Regions from separate parts of the Homo sapiens genome. Here region 2 is linked to region 1. The links are chromatin loops, found by intact Hi-C in ENCODE. Cell type or tissue: mesothelial cell of epicardium. All regions are shown on one strand.

Region 1 (5,000 bases):
GCCCCACTGCCTACTCCACATGGAAGAGCCAGGCGCACAATTGGCCATCCATGCGCTTTGGCACCGTTTCTTCCTTCTTGTCCCCAGAATCACACTCCCAGTAGAGGTAGGACTATAAGCTGAAAAAGATGACCTCTCACTTGTAGTTCAGGCTGCAGACTCCCCTTTAATTACCTAAGGAGGCTCATTGTCACATGAATGACAGAAGCTGCTCTTTTATGGACAAAAACACAAGAAGAGGGGGAAGTTCAGGGATGGGGCAAAGGGAAGAGGGGAAAGAAGAAAAGGGAAAGATAAAGACCCAGATTTATTATCTAGAAAATATTCCAGTCTTTCTGAAGGGGTTTCAGCTATCTAGGGGAGATGCTGAATTAATGGGTATGGATTACAGGGAGCAATTCTTTCTTTTCTTTTTGATGAAAGGGATGTCAATGACTCTCCTTAAGTCCTGACTCTGTAATTATACTAAAGGATCCAGTGATATTTAACTCAGGCCACTGCTGCCCCTGGCTCCCTGCATTAGCTTTAGATAACAATGGCCACTCATGGTCACTTCTCCCAGGCCCTAACCCTCCCTGGGTTAATTTTAATACAGGCCTAAATTCCTCATCCAAAATCTTGGGGCCAGGTATGTTTCAGAATTCAGAATGTATTTTAGAAAGGCAGTTTGGTGCACATACCACTTCATACATCAACACCCCAGTGAGCTCTGGGACACCTCGTAATCAATGACATTAATATTTCTCCAGCAGCATGTATGCGTATTCACACCAAATGAGATCAATAAAGGCAATAGATAGCCTCCACTTAGTGCAGGTCAGATAATTCTGGAAAATGAAATTAACCCTGTTAGATTTTGCTACCATGCAGATTATAACCAACTTTTGGCTTTCAGAGCTTTTAGATATTGAGATTACAGACACAGGATTCTGGACTGATAAAGGCATGTTTTCACAGCAACATATTAACATTTGAAAGGAAAGTGAATTCCGGGTTTCACCTGGGTGAGACCTCACCAGCTCCCATTTGTGAAAGCCAAGATGGGGCCAGGGCAGGTCCCAGTCCCTCAGTGCCTGGGCTGGGCAAAAGGCCTGTGACCGGTTATGTTATCATAGAACCAAGAGGGAGGGGTTGCCTCGTGAAGCCGTGAACTGCTGAAACCCAAGCAGTCAGTGGGAGCGGCAACAAGGAGATGGCCAAGGCAGTCCTCAAGGAGCCATATCAAGTGTTGCAACTTAGGGACGAGGTATGAGGCTAGAATAGTCAAGACTCGTTCTGGGAACAAGGCAGGGGTGGGAGGACTTGGGACTGGACTGTGCACTGGGAGAAGGTCAGCCAGCTTGGACAGATAAGCACTAACTAGATTGGACTTGCCTCTGGAAGCCTCTGGTGGAAAGATGCATTCATTGCTTGTATGCAAATGCTCTGGTCCTCCCCCATGTGAAAGGATTAGGTCACCAGATTAGCTGAGGGCAGGCCTGGCCTCTGGGGCAATGGAAAGAGCAGTTTCTTCTGCCCGAACCGTTCTTAGTGGCAGATCTGGAAAGTGTGTTTTTGCACATGCTGCAATCTTTTATCCATCAATTATTAAAAGGCAAGTGACTTTGCTCTGAAGCTATTTTCTTTTCCCAGCAGATGGACAACTTGAGTTTGACTGTTTCATATGCAGAATTCAAACCTTAGTTCTCAAATCCTTGTTCAGGATCCTGGGAAGCAGAGCATGGCAGGGCAGGCCTCCAAAATGGATCAGAGATACTGGCAAGGCAGGCAGTCAAGTGGGGCCATGTCCCCTGGCCATCCCCAAACATGGGGGCTGAGAATCTCCTGGCAAAAGAACTTGGACAGTATCAAGAATCAGAGCTTTGACACATAAACAAGGCATGTTTTGTGAGCTGAAAGTAAGTCTCATGAGAGTGTTACCTACAGAGCCTGGAGAAGCACCAGGCACATGTAATAGTCACACAAATAATAGCAGCAAACACACACATATAGCCTTATTGGGGGCAGGTATTGTTCTAGGTGTTTTACATAAATTAACTCAGTTAATGGTAACTACTTCATGAGAAAGTGTAGTGTATGTTTTCCGTGCTGTATCACGGCCCCTCATCCCACTCTTGACTTCAGTCCAACTGCAAGGAGGAGCTTCTTCCTTGGACAGTGCCACTTAGGCATGTGCCCATGGCTTGCTCCTCTCTGCCTTAAAGACTTGCTAAAGCTGCAGAAATCAGCTCAGCCCTCTAAAGGTCAGGGCAGGTAACCCCCAACCTCTCACTCCCTGTCCCAAGGCAACTATCTACCAAGGGGGCTAGGAGCTATGGATAAATGCTCTTGCCTCCCTTCCTTCAGGAGGACAATCCTGGGATGCTTCTGTGTGCTTCTCAGATGTGCCAATGCACTTGGGCTCCCACTGCCAGCAGCAGTAACCAATAGCACACCCTTAGGTTACTGTTTTCCTCCTTCCCTGCTCAATCTTCCTGCTCCCTCACTCCTGCTTCCTGGGATCACCTCCCGAATAAAAAGCCTGCAACCAAGCCCTTGTCTCAAGTCTGCTTGCACGAAGACCGAAACCAAGACAATGAAATATCATTATTCCTATCCCCGTTTTACAGATAATTGGTGCATAATGAATATTTGATGTTGACCAGATGAATTAATGAATGTGAGATCAGAGTGGGAGGAGAGTGATTTGAGCCAATTATGAAAAAGGAAGGCAGGGTCTTTAAAGGGGAGGAGAAGAGGAAGGATGTCACAACCAGCAGTTTTCTGCCCCTGGGCCTGAAGGGTGCTGCTGACATCACTATGCTGATGATCTATGTGGGCCCTAGGGCAAAAATGGGTTTCGCTGGTGGAAACAACCAAATTTGGCGTCCCTTTGAAATCTGTAGCCTTACTATAGGTGTCTCACAGAGGGGAGCTGAGGGAAGTGAATCCTCCTGTCCCCTGACAGGGCTCAGTAAAGCTCCTTGATGGCCAAGAGCATCTGTGGCTGGGCTGCAAAGATTGGCTCCTCGAGGCCTCTCCTGGGCATGGCCAGTGACCCAGGAGGATCTCAGGTTTGGCTGGCAGTTGTGTCAAACAGGGCAAACTGTGTAGTACAGGTGACTCAGTCTGGGAGAGGGCCAGGGGAGATCTCCATTGTGGCCAAGGGCAGCTACGGGAGAGTGCCCGCCCACCAGTGTTCATACCGGAGTTTCTAAGCCTGGACAGCGGTCCCCACAGTGGGCCTGGACTTGGCAGAGGAAGGTGACAGCACGGTGGCCTCCAATAACCTGGTCTGACACGTGTTCACACAAGCCATCTTGGAGACTCCTAGAAGTACCTTGAGACGGGATTTTTAAAAGACTGGAGTTAATGTGGCATAATTGGAATGATGAGCACTAGGGACAGCTGGTTTTAATGCTTTAACTTAAAGAAATACCCCTAGAGTTCCTCACCAGCCCTCAATCATGAAAATGTGAGCACAGTCTCAGAAGACAGACTGCCTACGCCAGAACCTCAGCTCAGACACCTACTAGGTATGTGCCACAGTCATGTCTACAATCCAGTTGTCTCCTTTGGAAAATAGGTACAATATTAGTAATTGCCTGGGAGATTTGTCGGAAGGATTAAATGAGATACTGCATTTAGAATAGTTAGCCCAGAGAATAATCACTCAATACCTGTTAGAGAATGTTGCCATCAGTACCCTCACACTGCCCCCAGCTTCTCGATTCTCAACTAAGGCAATGATAGTGAATATTTATCATTTTATTTGGCCACCCAATATTTGAACTCCTTTTTCATTGAGAAGTTCCCACTTCATGAGTCTTCATTGTCTTCAGTGGCTGCTTCCCACTGTAGATGCCAAAAATGCAGCAACTGGCTTTCCCAGCAGCCTTTGCAGCCAGGCACAGGCTGTACACAGGATCCATCCACCATGTGCCACCCTGGGTTTTGACTCTGGAGCTAGACACAGGAAGGGTGGAGTTCTCTCTCTCCCTACTGCAGGTTCAAGTTTGTGCACAGAGGTGACTGTGATGCCAATGATAGTGCCCAACATTCAATGGCTGAAGCAGTAGAAGTTTCTCCAGACTCCTTCCACCATGTGATTCTCGGTGCTGCTCCAGGCTGCTTATTCTCCAGCCTTACTGTCAGCATTCCTACTGATTCTCCAGCCACCCAGTGTTCTTTGCATCAAACTCTCTTCGGCTTCAGTCAGCCAGAGTTGGCTGATGCCTGTAACTAAAAATCATGGCTGATACAGCTACATTGCAATGTGAGCCACAGCCTGCAGCTTGCAATGCCTCTACCTATGAGGGTCTCTCTTCAGTGTGAGAGAATGGTACCAAACTCTGCCAGAGTACCCAGAAGGGGCCAAGTGTCTGACAGAGCTAGAAGGAGGCCGGTATTGATGGCCCCAGATGAGAAACCCTGACCTCTGGGCCCTCTTCCTGACTTAGTGACATACAGCTCTTTTTCTGAGGTTTCCTGAACATGTCCAGCTCTGCCATCCTCAAGGAAATCAAGTTAAATTAGAAAAGAAGGCACCAAAAAACTCCACACAGCAACCTGCAAAGGTATGTGTAGAAGAGGCAGAGATAGACATGTAGACTCACTTATGTTCACACTCAGGGATGTTGTTGTAAAGCAGCTTTGGAGAAAACTGCCTACTCCTCTCTTCACCCCTCCTTCCTGCCCATTGCATACTGAGTCATCTGCAATACAGCCTAGTAGGCTCCTAATGCACATGTCCAGCACTCCAATTTATTTCTACCCCAGGGACAGTTCTACTTCCCGTCCCCCTCTCCCTCCCTCTCCTTCTGAGCTCTTCTGTAGGCAATAAAGTGAGAGTGTGCAAAAGTGTAGAATTAGCAGGCTTGGGTCCCTCACATAGCAAGTTATCCATCAGACTCAACTTATTCGTCTATAAAATGGGATCAATGATACCTATTTTGCAAAGTTGGTAATGAAATGACCATGCTAGTACTCTAAAAGATACTCTATAAATTTTGATCCTTTTC
Region 2 (5,000 bases), 170 kb before region 1:
ATCTTCCTCCATCCTTTTATTTTGAGCCTATGTGTGTCTCTGCACGTGAGATGGGTTTCCTGAATACAGCACACTGATGGGTCTTGACTCTTTATCCAATTTGCCAGTCTGTGTCTTTTAATTGGAGCATTTAGTCCATTTACATTTAAAGTTAATATTGTTATGTGTGAATTTGATCCTGTCATTATGATGTTAGCTGGTTATTTTGCTCGTTAGTTGATGCAGTTTCTTCCTAGTCTCGATGGTCTTTACATTTTGGCATGATTTTGCAGCGGCTGGTACCCGTTGTTCCTTTCCATGTTTAGCGCTTCCTTCAGGAGCTCTTTCAGGGCAGGCCTGGTGGTGACAAAATCTCTCAGCATTTGCTTGTCTGTAAAGTATTTTATTTCTCCTTCACTTATGAAGCTTAGTTTGGCTGGATATGAAATTCTGGGTTGAACATTCTTTTCTTTAAGAATGTTGAATATTGGCCCCCACTCTCTTCTGGCTTGTAGAGTTTCTGCCGAGAGATCCACTGTTAGTCTGATGGGCTTCCCTTTGAGGGTAACCCGACCTTTCTCTCTGGCTGCGCTTAACATTTTTTCCTTCATTTCAACTTTGGTGAATCTGACAATTATGTGTCTTGGAGTTGCTCTTCTCGAGGAGTATCTTTGTGGCGTTCTCTGTATTTCCTGAATCTGAACGTTGGCCTGCCTTGCTAGATTGGGGAAGTTCTCCTGGATAATATCCTGCAGAGTGTTTTCCAACTTGGTTCCATTCTCCCCATCACTTTCAGGTACACCAATCAGACGTAGATTTGGTCTTTTCACATAGTCCCATATTTCTTGGAGGCTTTGCTCGTTTCTTTTTATTCTTTTTTCTCTAAACTTCCCTTCTCGCTTCGTTTCATTCATTTCATCTTCCATTGCTGATACCCTTTCTTCCAGTTGATCACATCGGCTCCTGAGGCTTCTGCATTCTTCACGTAGTTCTCGAGCCTTGGTTTTCAGCTCCATCAGCTCCTTTAAGCACTTCTCTATATTGGTTATTCTAGTTATACATTCTTCTAAATTTTTTTCAAAGTTTTCAACTTCTTTGCCTTTGGTTTGAATGTCCTCCCGTAGCTCAGAGTAATTTGATCGTCTGAAGCCTTCTTCTCTCAGCTCGTCAAAGTCATTCTCCGTCCAGCTTTGTTCCGTTGCTGGTGATGAACTGCGTTCCTCTGGAGGAGGAGAGGCGCTCTGCTTTTTAGAGTTTCCAGTTTTTCTGTTCTGTTTTTTCCCCATCTTTGTGGTTTTATCTACTTTTGGTCTTTGATGATGATGATGTACAGATGGGTTTTTGGTGTGGGTGTCCTTTCTGTTTGTTAGTTTTCCTTCTAACAGACAGGACCCTCAGCTGCAGGTCTGTTGGAGTACCCTGCCATGTGAGGTGTCAGTGTGCCCCTGCTGGGGGGTGCCTCCCAGTTAGGCTGCTCGGTGGTCAGGGGTCAGGGACCCACTTGAGGAGGCAGTCTGCCCATTCTCAGATCTCCAGCTGCGTACTGGGAGAACCACTGCTCTCTTCAAAGCTGTCAGACAGGGACATTTAAGTCTGCAGAGGTTACTGCTGTCTTTTTGTTTGTCTGTGCCCTGCCCCCAGAGGTGGAGCCTACAGAGGCAGGCAGGCCTCCTTGAGCTGTGGTGGGCTCCACCCAGTTCGAGCTTCCCAGCTGCTTTGTTTATCTAAGCAAGCCTGGGCAATGGTGGGCGCCCCTCCTCCAGCCTCGCTGCCGCCTTGCAGTTTGATCTCAGACTGCTGTGCTAGCAATCAGTGGGACTCCGTGGGCGTAGGACCCTCCGAGCCAGGTGTGGGATATAATCTTGTGGTGCGCCATTTTTTAAGCCTGTCGGAAAAGCGCAGTATTGGGGTGGGAGTGACGCGATTTTCTTGGAGCCGTCCGTCACCCCTTTCTTTGACTAGGAAAGGGAACTCCCTGACCCCTTGCGCTTCCCGAGTGAGGCAATGCCTCGCCCTGCTTCGGCTGGCGCACGGTGGGCACACCCACTGACCTGCGCCCACTGTCTGGCACTCCCTAGTGAGATGAACCCGTTACCTCAGATGGAAATGCAGAAATCACCCGTCTTCTGAGTCGCTCACGCTGGGAGCTGTAGACCGGAGCTGTTCCTATTTGGCCATCTTGGCTCCTCAAATAAGTTGTCTGTTTCTTTGAAATCTCCCAAGGGGTTTGTGAAGGTACATTTCAGAAGATTTCGAAGTCCTGAGCGCTTAGCCGTGCAGGAACAATGGTGAGTCTTTAGCCCGATCGGGAGCGGCAATGGACGCCTCGCTGGATCAGGAGTGAATAATTTTTTTATTTAAAAAAATGTTTTAGACAAAGACAGTTCACTCCACTAAAGAGGAGTTTGGTACCAGCTACTAAGTAATTCTACCTAACCCCTTTCATTATTGATGTTCAGCCAGTGTGTTATCTGAGATTCTGTGCCAGCCACTAAGATAATCCCCACCTATCCACTGCATTACTGATGCTCAGCTGCTGTGTTGATTGGCTTATTTACCAGTACTCCTTGCGGCACACCCTTTGCCTGGCCAGGGAGGCCATCCATACAACTTACACCCTGGGTGTGACCCAGAGGACACGGCTATGGTACTAGTACAAGCAATGGAAGCCATTAATTAATAAATTATGAGAATTTACTAAAAAATGCTAAGGTAGCTCATGGAATCCGAGAAACAGGGAAACCCCAGCCCCAGGAAGGCTGGGATCAGAGCTGTGTGGAGTCCACAGCCCTGCAAGTTTGCAGTTTCTTTCTTGTTTTTGTTTGTTTGTTTGTTTTGTTGTTGTTGTTTTGAGACACTGTCTCACTTTGTCGCCCAGGCTGGAGTGCAGTGGTGCAATCTGCACTCGCTGCAAACTCTGCCTCCCAGGTTCCAGCAATTCTTGTGCCTCAGCCTCCCAGGTAGCTGAGATTATAGGCACTCACCACCACACCTGGCTAATTTTTGTATTTTAACTAGAGACAGGGTTTCACCATGTTGGCCAGGCTGGTTTCAAACTCCTGACCTTGGGTCATCCACCTGCCTCTGCCTCTCAAACTGCTGGGATTACAGACATGAGCCACAACACCCAGCCAAGTCTGCAGTTTCACACTACCTCTTTGTCTACAATTAATGTGACTCTGCTGGAAAGACTGCTAGTTCATATTTGTATATATTCTAAACTTCAGATTCCCACAGCAGAGTCTGATTGGGTCAGCTTGGGTGAGGCATCTGCCTGTGGACCTATGAATGATATTTAAGGGCCAAGGAAAGTGGTAGAGACATGGCCATTTCCACAGGTGGGGTCGTGGTAGGTGACCAGGGGAGTGGGCAGGTGTATTGGACTGGGAAGCCAGCTTGGGAAGACGTGCTTCAGCTGTTCATTCATAGTCTGTGTCACACTCACAGGAGGTGGACCCTCCATTCTGAGATCACCATCCTGAGTGGCCCAACCCTTAACCCTATGTGACATTGGTGGTGTTGGTTTTTAAAGAGTATAAGCTGTAGGCTCTAATGAAATTCTAAGCCTTGTTTTGAGGTTTGAAACTTAAGAAGTATTTCAACCTTTCTGCCACTGCCATAGTGGGCCAGGGCACAGCGTCTTAGGTTGTATTTCATGGCACTTGTCCTCTTTGTCCTGTTTGCTGGCTCCCCTCTGGAAATACTCCCTCCTGCTTGTCAAACAGAATCTTTACACTTGCCCTGAGTCCCTTTTTTTTCTTTTTTTTTCTTTTTCTTTTTGAGACAGAGTCTCACTCTGTAGCCCAGGCTGGAGTGCAGTGGCGCAATCTCGGCTCACTGCAACCTACACCTCCTGGGTCCAAGTGATTCTCTTGCCTCAGCCTCGCGAGTAGCTGGGACTACAGGTGCATGCCACCTCGCCTGGCTAATTTTTTATTTATTTGTTTTTTGTATTTTTAGTAGAGACAGGGTTTCACCATGTTAGCCAGGATGGTCTTGATCTCCTGACCTTGTGATCCACCTGCCTCGGCCCCTCAAAGTGCTGGGATTACAGGCGTGAGCCACCATGCCTGGCCCCAGAGTCCTTTTTCTTTTGTAACCGTTTGATGTAGGCAGCCATGCCACTTGTATTCTTCACTGTCTTTTTTTTTTTTTTTTTTTTTTCCCCTCAGCGCTAGCACAATATTTTACAAGGAAATTTGGGAATTAATGCCACAGTTAGCTTAAGCTATATAGATAATTAGGGTTTATAGTTCGAAAAATTGTCCAAACTGAACCTAGATACCTATTTCTTACGAATTTTTTTATTGCTGTGGATTCTTTTAAAATTTAGTGTCAAGTTGTATAGTTAAAGTTAGTTGTTTAAATAAAGTTTGTTTTTGTTTTTAGTGGTAGGGTTTGGGATTTGGGTGGAAAAAAAATAGAAAAAGATGCAGATTCTCAATTAATAAAGCCTGTTATTCTAACCTTAGCCTTTCAGACTTTGCAACTGTCATACTTCTGCCACCTACTGCAGAATGCTCTGATTGATGCTTGAACATTACGAGGTGTAAATAATAATTATTGGAGGCATTTATCAATTATTTTCTATGTGATAAGCACCCTATTGAGCGCTTTGCAGGCTGCATTAATTTCTGTGGGCTGCCATAACAAATTACCAGAAACTTGGTGGTTTAAAACAACATAATTTTTTTTCTCTCACAGTTATGAAGACCAGAAATCTAAAATAAAGGTGTTGGCAAGACCATGTCCTCTCTGCAGCCTCTTGGGAAGAATCCTTCCTTGCCTCCTCCTCTTCTGGTGGTTCTCATTATTCCTTGGCTTATGGCAGGTAAGTCCCATCTCTGCCTCCATCTGCATATGGTCGTCTCTGTATCTCTCTGTGTCCTCTCCTTTTCTTATAAGGACATCAGCCACTGGATTTAGCATCCTCCTTAACCAGTGAGATCTCATCTTTATAGTTAACTAATTACATTTGCAAAGACCTTCTTTCCAAATAAGATCACATTCTGAGGTTCTCA

What was found. Hi-C counts contacts between places; a loop is a spot of excess contacts. Peaks named below come from ENCODE experiments on the same cell type or tissue, not always from the same donor. Only the 100,000 strongest peaks of a DNase experiment are listed, where the experiment ranks them.
Region 2: a loop joins it to region 1, with 27 times the contacts of the local background. A loop is called at or near these places in 1 of 110 quality-filtered maps.

Annotation. Positions count from the first base shown.
Region 1 is chr3:41,074,844-41,079,843 of GRCh38, forward strand. No RefSeq gene overlaps it. Among named protein-coding and RNA genes, the nearest start is that of CTNNB1, 120 kb to the right of the region's middle. In mesothelial cell of epicardium, no CTCF peak of the experiment used is centred here; no DNase peak of the experiment used is centred here.
Region 2 is chr3:40,906,265-40,911,264 of GRCh38, forward strand. It overlaps LOC105377043 (a long non-coding RNA gene), which reads left to right. Exons shown (of 3, transcript XR_007095885.1): 3 at 4,684-5,000. Among named protein-coding and RNA genes, the nearest start is that of CTNNB1, 290 kb to the right of the region's middle. In mesothelial cell of epicardium, no CTCF peak of the experiment used is centred here; DNase peaks (open chromatin) are centred at 1,927, 2,077 and 2,267.